Linked DNA regions of Homo sapiens: region 1 is linked to region 2. A link is a contact called in ENCODE Hi-C or POLR2A ChIA-PET data. All regions are on one chromosome and are shown on one strand. Each heading gives the region's core, a stretch centred on a gene start or an enhancer-like site at or near the end of the contact. The rest is flanking DNA. Distances are from core to core; before and after follow the strand shown.

Region 1 (4,531 bases), core at 470-2,969, 170 kb before region 2:
TAGTTATTTCAATAATAATTTTTTATTTTTTATTTTTATTTTTGGATAGAGTTTAACTCTGTCACCAGGCTGGAGTGCAGTGGCGTGTTCTCAGCTCATTGCAACCTCCACCTCCCAGGTTCAAGCTATTCTCCTGCCTCAGCCTCCCAAGCAGCTGGGACTACAGGTGCACACCACCAAGCCCAGCTAATTTTCGTATTTTTAGTAGAGACAGGGTTTCACCATGTTGGCCAGGATGGTCTTGATCTCTTGACCTTGTGATCCACCCGCCTCAGCCTCCCAAAGTGCTGGGATTACAGGCGTGAGCCACCATGCCTGGCTTTCAATAATAATTTTTGTGGAGACCAATGTGACAATACCTGTCAAAGAAATTAGAGTCTACACAATAGATCTCAAAGAGTGAAATGCAGAAAGAGTCCAAATGAATTTGGCCAAGACACCAACATCTTCAGAGATTCCAGCACAGTTAAAATTATACCTGCCTCAGTTTTTGTTTGGAGGTAGGTGTAATCTTTGGCAAACAGCCTAGTTACTTTCCTTCTTAAGTTTCCCATATGTCTCAAGAAGATAAAAATGCCCCTGTTGTCCACCCTGTGGGAACAGTGTCATAACCAATAATCCTGACAGGTTCTAAGGACTGCGGAAGAACAAAAGTTACTACACTACACTGCCCTCTTCCACTCATGATACTTCTAGAAGTCATTTAGAAACCACGAAGTGAACAGATTTTAACATTCCTTTGCTTGCAGATGACAAAATTAGGCTAATGGTATCACTCTCTATCCAGCCTCTGTTATCACCAGCCTGAGACCCAGCTCAATACCGGCCAAAGCAAAACTTGTCTTGAATTATTAATAGTAAACACTTATCATGTATAGATGCAAATTAAGTTCTCCCTGGGGATCTAATTACCAAGAATTAACTTTTTAATCCCTTAATACTACAAAGATTGGTTAAAAGACCAGCCCACTTGCATGTTTAATATTTCATCAACTGAATCCTATTTTTTTTCTTAACAGCTATTGCCACTGCAATTTTCCAGTTGATTCCTTATAACCAGAGGAGGATTTAGGAAAAAACTGCATGCCAATCATTTCTTGCCACCTTCACTCCTGCCTTTTCACCTTCCTAAACGGCCCTTCCCTCTTTCCTTCCAACCATTAAGAGTTAAATTAGCCTTAACCTACCTGCCTCAGAGCCTGAGCAAACTCCCCCAAATCCTAAAGCCGGGTGACATGCTAACCCACTGTTGCCACAGCAGCCTGGGAGTGCACCGGTGACATGCTAACCCACTGTTCCCACAGCAGGCCGGGAGTGCACCTCAATGTCTTCTCTCACGACCTGGGGCCGTGTCTCTTTCACTTCTGCCCCAGGCACTTCCCATGCACTTTCATACAGGGACATGGACAAACTTCACTCTGCCCTTTTACATTATTTTGCACGTGTGCTTCGTTTAGAAAACAAACATACACACTCATGCACCTACACACACACCTGGGACTTTGCAAGACATTTGGTCACATAAAGAAAATGGGCCCCCATGGCTTCCAATGACTTTCACTGTCACCATGTTCTAGACTGCTGCCATGAGCAAAAGGAAACAGCTCTCCCACACGCTCTTCACTTGCCTACAGACTCCAACCCCACTTCACCATCGGAATGCAGAGGGAACTTCCTCATTGTTTGCACCGCCTCCTGTTTACTTAGGACTGAGTTAAAAGGACTAAAAAAAAACCCTATTGAATACTATGGTGCTTAAATCAACCAGGGCTTTGAGAAATCTCTCAGATCATGTTTTAGTTAGACACGTCAGGCAACCCTAACATGCTCTGCAGCCAAAACTTGCATCACAACTTCTGTTTGGCTCCTTAGGTGCCCAATGGCTCTAAATAAATAGGAAGCTGGCTCTGTGTCCCAGCACGGAAATTCACATTCCAATCTCCAGAGGGGTGCTGGCCTGGAGCCCTGGTCTGCCTCACCAGAAGTGGGTTTTGAAAAGCCACCCCATCCACAGGGTGCAGAGTAATTATGTCAAATATAATGAAGATTAACTATTCTAAAATCCCATCTCTTCTGAACTAAAATTATATTTCATAAAACTGGACTGTCACCCCATGCTTGTTTTGAGAACTTTAGAAAGCACATGTGACTAGGAGTCACCAAACAACCCCAGGGTAAGTTTTCATTTGCAAAAAGTTGCACTGGACTGAAACTTGTGTTGGTCATGTGAGGCTTCTGTGGATGAGGAGTATGTCTCTGAGAACTCCTATTCTCGGTTGCTGTGATTCTGTAAACTGTTGTAACTTTAACTCAAAAACAGTAAATACATCATCCTCTTTGGTCTTTTGTTCTATCTGCTCGAATTTATGGTTTTATATCCCAGCAGCAGAAATATATATTTGAAAGTACTTCTAAAATATTCCAACCTGGGGCAAAAGCGTGGATCACAGCTCCTCATTTTTAAAATGATTGTAAGCAAATTAAATCAGAGAAAATTTCTGGCATGGCACTTTTTAGTTTCCAGAATTACTGGCGTAAAATGCACAGCGAATATAACTTTGATTCAGTGTAACATACGATTGAACTCAAGTTTAATTTGCCTAATATCAAAAGCACTGTGGTTTACTGTGGCTTATCTTTAAGGGGGCTACACTGAGAAAACAGAACAGCCTTCTATATGACGACAGACAAGAGAGTTTGGTGGTTGAGGCTGTGGAATCTGGAGCCTGGGGTGTGCAGACGGCTTCTTCCCTTATAAGCTCGGTGGCCCTGGGCAAGTTGTTTAACATCCAATGCTTCAGTTTCCTCATCTATAGAACATAAAGGATATGTTCCTCATAGGGCCATTTGAGGACTTGATAAGTTAATAAGCACAGCATAATTAGAGAAGTACCCGACAGGTAGTAACTTACCTAGTGTAACTGTGAAAACCCTTACTTCACACTACCCTAGAGTTCTAGGAATAGAAAGGATTTTTTTTTTTAAGAGACAGGGTCTTGCTGTGTTGCTAGGCTGGTCTCAAACTCACGGGCTCAAGTGATCCTCCTGCCTCGGCCTCCCAAACTGCTGGGATTACAGGTGTGAGCCATTGCACCTGGTCGATAGAAAGGATTTTTTAATTCAACTGTCTATTGTCTAGAAGAAGAATGAATACCTAGGAAATTGGGGCCTAGAGAAGTTAATGTACCCCGAGACACATTTAGCTAGCTTGTGCTAGAACTGACACTAAAATCTTCCACACACCCTGCACTGTGCCCTTTATTAACACCAGGTCTCCTGGTATCCCTAGAAAGTAATAAATTTTCTAGTGAGGAAACAGAAACTAACAGGAAGGTTAAGTGAGGTCAAGCAGCCAATGACAGAAGTGAGGACACCAGACTCCGTTGACTATTGTTGAACTACTGGATATACTATCAAATGTCTTTTTTCTTCTTCCTGAGATAATTTGTTTTATCATTTGTACACGTGGGAGAAAACAACTGTGAGAAAAACAAACAGAAAAACCTTAGAGTTAACCAAAAGCTACTAGTCAAGAAAGAACCAGAAAATATTATTGGTTTATATCTGCAAAATATATCCCGGGAAGGTAATGAGGTAAGGTAGCAACAGAATTTTGCTTAACATCATCAAAAACACTGAATAAGAACTACTTGCATAAAGAATGATGCATAAAAATGTAAACACAGATGATGATGATCTCTGAGACAGTAACGACACAAACAGAGATTAGGACGCGTGATAAACAAATGCCTAACTTAACTAAACGGCTATTTACAACTGGAAATACAACGGTATTTTACAATCCTGGTTTTATATACTTGAAAATGTAAACATTTAAATGGGTATTTACAACAAGCACACCCCACCAGTGGGTGACAGTGACACGGGCACTGAGCGAATAAATCACAGGAGTTGCAGATATAGTCCTGTAACTAATTAAGGAAGACTTCCATGTTAGTAGTCTTTGGAAAAGAGGAAGGAGAACTTGGTGAATTAGAGCAGGGAGAAGGTACCAGGAATTTTGTGCCAGCACCTGTGACAAAGACTGCAACAAAAGGTTTTGGTATTTAAAAATGGCAGCAAGGCCGGGTGTGGCGGCTCATGCCTGTAATCCCAGCACTTTGGAAGGCTGAGGCGGGCAGATGACCTGAGGTCAGGAGTTCAAGACCGTCTGGCCAACATGGTGAAACCCCATCTCTATTAAAAATACAAAAATTAGCCAGGCCTGGTGGCGGGCACCTGTAATCCCAGCTACTCAGGAGGCTGAGGCAGGAGGATTGCTTGAACCTGGGAGGCAGAGGTTGCTGTGAGCTGAGATCACGCCATTATACTCCAACCTGGGCGACAGAGTGAGACTCCACCTCAAAAAAATAAGTTGAAAATAAATGGCAGCAAAAGCCCCCTCAATGGCACTAGCAGTACAGAATCCTCTGTGTTTTTTGAAAACAGCTTAACTATGTACTCATAGTTATTTCCAAACTCAGATAAAGTGGTTGGACTCACTGTATTAGACCCGGATCTCACTGTGGAG
Region 2 (5,230 bases), core at 2,512-5,011:
AACTCCAGTATGTTAATGAATGTTCACATTTTTGTGGTGCTTCTTTATGAAAGAGAATTTTTTACTTACTGTAATATTCTATAATAAAATGTAAATAAACATTGCTTTCCCCTGCCTGGTAATTACCCCAGAATCCATTTAAACAGAAGTAGTATTTGCAGAGAAGTATCCAGGAAGGAAAGAAAAAAATAAATGGAGTAGTAGTTGTCCCATTTGCTGGCTGGTGTTTGGTTTATAACATTTGGCACATCTTGATATCTACATAATAGTAGTTTTAAAGCCATAAATAATATTTTACAGAGGTCACACCATAGTTATTTAAGTTCAGGGGTTTATTTCCCTGAGCACTAAGTAGCTATGAATGAATTATGTTTAGTCTGATCTGCCACAGAAGGGCCATAAAACCTCCAACTCATAGGAAACCGTGGAATATTACTTCAATACATCAGGAAAAATGTACATGTAAAAGAATAATGCATGATAAGGGAAAGGTATTTTTATTTTTTTAAAGTAATATATGTTACTGGGCAGGAGCTATAAAATTTTGTTATGTTAAACTTTCCTCTGATTCTGGAAATCAAGTTAAGACATGGCTTTGCATTGTCTGCCCTCAGCCAGTAAAGCAGGCTGTGGAACCAGAGGAGGGACCCAGGAAAGAGAGTCCCGCCCTGAGTAAGGAACACTTTCTCCTCCCTGCACCTCTGATAGTTGAAAGCAAAGAAAAGTTGCAAGATCACAAGAGGTGATTTTATAAACTTTTTGTTACTGCCAGCATTCTTTTCCAATGACTCCCAGGCAAGTGTTTTTGTAGATACTCAGAAGCAAGGGTACAGACCATTTTTAGCCTTAAGATGCAATTCACTTCAAAAATTAAATCTATGGGCCAGGCGTGGTGGCTCACGCCTGTAATCCCAGCACTTTGGGAGGCCGAGGCAGGTGGATCACCTGAGGTCAGGAGATATAGAGACCAGCCTGGCCGACATGGTGAAACCCCGTCTCTACTAAAAATACAAAACCTAGCCGGCCGTGGTGGCGTGTGCCTGTAGTCCCAGCTACTCAGGAGGCTGAGGCAGGAGAATCGCTTGAACCTGAGAGGTGGAGATGGCAGTGAGCCTAGACCGTGCCACTGCATGCTAGCCTGGTTAACAAACCAAGACTCTGTCTCAAAAAAAAAAAAAAAAAAAAAAAAAAAGAAAGAAAAAAGAAAAGAAAAAGAAATCTACTTAAAATCCTGTTGAGCACATACAACTTACCAGACATCACACTAAGTGATTTCCCTTGGTTTTTCTCATGTCATCTTTTTTTTTTGGAGACCGAGTCTCGCTGTTTTGCCCAGGCCAGAGTGCAGTGGCGCAATCTCAGCTCACTGCAAGCTCCGCCCCCCGGGTTCACGCCATTCTCCTGCCTCAGCCTCCCGAGTAGCTGGGACTACAGGCGCCCGCCACCACGCCCGGCTAATATTTTGTATTTTTTTTAGTAGAGACGGGGTTTCACCGTGTTAACCAGGATGGTCTCGATCTCCTGACCTCGTGATCCGCCCGCCTCGGCCTCCCAAAGTGCTGGGATTACAGGCGTGAGCCACCGCGCCCGGCCCCATGTCATCTTTAAACAACCCTAATATTATCCCCATTATGCAAATTCAGAAACAGAGGTTTGAAGAGAGAAAGAAAGTGGTCCAGTGTTATGCAGCTGGTTGGGGACAGCCAGGTTTCCAGCTGAGGGCAGTGTGACTTCAGAAGCTCCCTGGCTATTCAAAGTCAGCAGTGACAAAACAAATAGCTGCCATTTGTTGAGCACTTTCCAGGCAATGTTCTGAGTGCTTTGCCTATCACATTGTACTCCTCACAACAATCCTATGAAGTAGGTGCTAATATTAACTGCATTTCACAGATGAGGAAGCCAGGTTCAGAGAGGTTAAATAACTAGTCTAAGGCAGCACAGGCAGTATAGAGAGCCAGAATTCAAACCAGGTTGGCCGACTGAGAGGCTCGCTAAAGGAGTCAACTTCTCATCCTCTAATTTTCTTTTAGTTTTTATGCAAATAATGATTAATCATGAATGTTAAGACTAAATCTGTGAAGGAACAAGAATAGTCAAGACAGCCCTGAAAAAGAACTGGAGTTGAAGGCGTGAGAAGGTGGAGGGGGATTTCACTTGACCTACCAGAACTGAAGACTTCACTGGAAAGCTTCAGTGACTTGGACAGGGTGATTTTAGTGTAGGGTAGGCAAGTAGACCAATGGAACAGAATAGAGAGAAATTCATACTATAATGAAAAACACAGAAAAGATAACAATTTAGGAGAGTGGTTATCCCTGGGAGAGAGGGGGTGAATGGCGGCAGGGAGGGCAAACAGTGTATCAAAGTACTAGTAATACTGTGGGAGGTGGGTACACTAGTGTCCATCTTGCTATTATTCCTTAAGTTGTGCACACATTGTATACACTCTTCAGCACTGATAATAACAGTCTGGAGAATTTACTCTGCGCTGATGAAAAGGTTGCCAGGGAGTCTAAGACTTAAACTTTCATGACACCTTTACTTGTTTGTGCTTTTGTTTTTTGAGACAGGGACTTGCTCTGCCACCCAGGCTGCAGTGCGGTGATGCAATCACAGCTCACGGCAGCCTTGACCTCCTGGGCCCAAGTGATCCTCCCACCTCAGCCTCCTGACTAGCATGAACTACAGGCACATGCCATCACACCCAGCTAATTTTTAAATTTTTTTGTAGAGACAGGGTCTTGCTATGTGGGCCTCACTGGCCTCCAACTCCTGGGTTTATGCAGTCCTCCCTCCTCAGTCTCACTACGTGCTGGGATTACAGGTGTGAGCCATTGCATCATGATACCTTTAGAGTCTACTTTTTTCTGTGTTGCATCCAGTGCTTCTATAGACTCAAGTAATGCACAAGGTTAGAATAATTCATTCCTAAGCATTTGCGACCTCATTAAGAAATTTGGATAATTTTTAAATGTGTTTTCTTTAAGTTGAAAAACAAAAATGACATTAGGTGGACTACTGCCCAGTGCACTCCATTTTAGTGGAAAGTTCAAAAGAACACAGGAGCCCCTGCAGGTAAGTCCCCTTGGAATTTTGGTGAGTATAGACACTGTATGAGGGAGGAAAAATCCTGGCCACTGCTAGCGTGGAGAGATGGCTTTTGTATTACAGACTCATAGCACCAAAGCCATGACATCTCCTCATTGTCTTTTTTCTTTTTAAAAAATGTTTGTGGAGACAGGGGTCTCATTATGTTGGCCAAGCTGGTCTCGAACCCCTGGCCTCAAGTGATCCTCCTGCCTTGGCCTCCCTAAGTGCTGGGATTACAGGTGTGAGCCACCATGCCCAACCTCAGTGTCTTTCATCAGAGCAGAAAGCGGGAGGCCATGCAATCTAAGTAGAAATTAACCCTAAGACAGAAATCTTGGGAAGGGAATAAGTAGCATTTTAGCCACATTTCCTCAAATTTACTACCAAAGGTAAACTCAGCAGCCAAGCAGTGGGCTCAGTGCCAGCCCCTTTGCATGTCATAGAGTCTTGCATTTTTCCTGCGCTGTACACCCGGGGACTGGGGAAGGTCGTTCTACAGAACTGAGAAAAGGATTCAACTCTGCCACCTGGCCCCCTGAAGTCACCTCGCCGTGGCCTCGCTGCCCCTGACGGGACCTGTGGCCGGAGCCTGACTGCAGCGACACGGAACGCAGCGTACAATTTCTCAGGTTGATTGTCGGTCCAATCTGTAATGAGAATCCCGTTCTAAAGATGTGCACTGCTGCCCTCCGCTGGACATAGACAGAATCACCAGCATTTAATTACCTTTGGGTCTAATGCAAACGACAGCAAAAAAAATCTGCTCTTAGGGGATTGTGTATGTGCATGTAAATAGTAGCTATAGAAATTAAAGCTCCTCAGAAAACCAAATACCGCATGTTCTCACTTATAAGTGAAAGCTAAAGGATGAGAACACATGGACGCATAGAGGGGAACAACGCACCCTGGGGCCCATGAGAGGGTGGAGGTTGGGAGGAGGGAGAGGATCAGGAAAAATAGCCAATGGATACTAGGCTTAATAATTGGGTGATGAAATAATCTGTACAACAAACCCCATAACGTGAGTTTACCTATGTAACAAACCTGCACGTGTACCCCTGAACTTAAAACTTAAATAAAAATTAATTAATTAATTAAAATTCCTGGGAGTAAATAAAGTTTGGATGTTTATAAATTTTATGACAATTTTGTGACTTTCTATACATTATGATTAAGTGATCAAAAAATTTATCATTAATTTTTATTCAAATAATATTTTCTGCAATATGATTCTAGTGGTTACTACAAATTTCTTTTTTCTCTAAAAAAACTTTTTCACAAATATGTTAGTTTTACAACTATGTCATAAAGAAAAAATTTTTGGCTCTAACTTTGGAAAAGTACACGTCATTTACTTTGTCATAAGCATAGGCACAAAAAATGGAAAAGACTGCCACTTTTTTTCTTTTCACCAAATGTCTTTGCCAAATAGGAAGAATATGTCTTTTTATATTTGAAACTATATTTTTCTTTTTAAGTGGAAGACCAATAAATATTGGCAGATGCCTTTCCCAGGAACTGTATGAAACTGACTCACAGCTTAATGGACTGACTGATACACTTACAATAGTCACTTCTTTCTGGAGCAGAAAGCCTCCAGAGTCTTTCCAGAAGCAAAATTAAGTATGCCCAGTTAGCATTCTATGAATTGCTTTGAATTGCTTGTACTGGAACAGTCATTCAATCAAAGCAAAAAGCTTTAGGTGGGAATGATTTAAACTTTGCCTACTTTTTGAGGTTGATATTGAACCTAAGAAATATATATATATTTTTTGGCAGGGGGCAGCGTCTTGCCCTGTCACCCAGGTTGGAGTGCAATGGTACGATCTCGGCTCTCTGTAACCTCCGCCTCCCGGGTTCAAGTGATTCTTCTGCCTCAGTCTCCCAAGTAGCTGGGACTACAGGCATGGACCACCATGCCCACCTAATTCTTTTGTGTTTTTAGTAGAGCCGGGGTTTTACCAAGTTGGCCAGGCTGGTCTCGAACTCCTGATCTCAGGTGATCCACCTGCCTCAGCCCCCCAAAGTGCTGGGATTACAGGTGTGAGCCATCGCACCCGGCCAGAAATATAAATTTTTGTAAACTATTTTAAAATTGTGTGTAAGTGAAGCTGGTACCATTCTTCAATACCAAAACAAA

What was found. A loop is a pair of places that touch in the nucleus more often than their neighbours do. ChIA-PET counts read pairs that join two places held with the same protein, here RNA polymerase II (POLR2A). Pooled maps may share reads with other maps.
Region 1: a pooled map shows a loop between it and region 2 (3-fold over the local background). The contact joins two enhancer-like sites. A Hi-C loop is called at or near these places in 3 of 50 pooled maps. POLR2A ChIA-PET finds 5 or more read pairs at or near these places in 2 of 52 experiments (T-cell and naive thymus-derived CD4-positive, alpha-beta T cell).

The regions. Positions count from the first base shown.
Region 1 is chr14:61,436,384-61,440,914 of GRCh38, reverse strand. The region is part of intron 2 of PRKCH (protein kinase C eta); the gene reads right to left. Among named protein-coding and RNA genes, the nearest start is that of PRKCH-AS2, 110 kb to the left of the region's middle. RefSeq lists an enhancer at 1,273-1,642. Within about 2 kb of position 1,719, at least 21 of the 41 ENCODE cell types and tissues checked have a DNase peak (open chromatin) inside an H3K27ac peak, as active enhancers do.
Region 2 is chr14:61,268,307-61,273,536 of GRCh38, reverse strand. It overlaps a transcript of PRKCH not described here. Among named protein-coding and RNA genes, the nearest start is that of TMEM30B, 10 kb to the left of the region's middle. RefSeq lists an enhancer at 3,127-3,626. Within about 2 kb of position 3,761, at least 3 of the 41 ENCODE cell types and tissues checked have a DNase peak (open chromatin) inside an H3K27ac peak, as active enhancers do.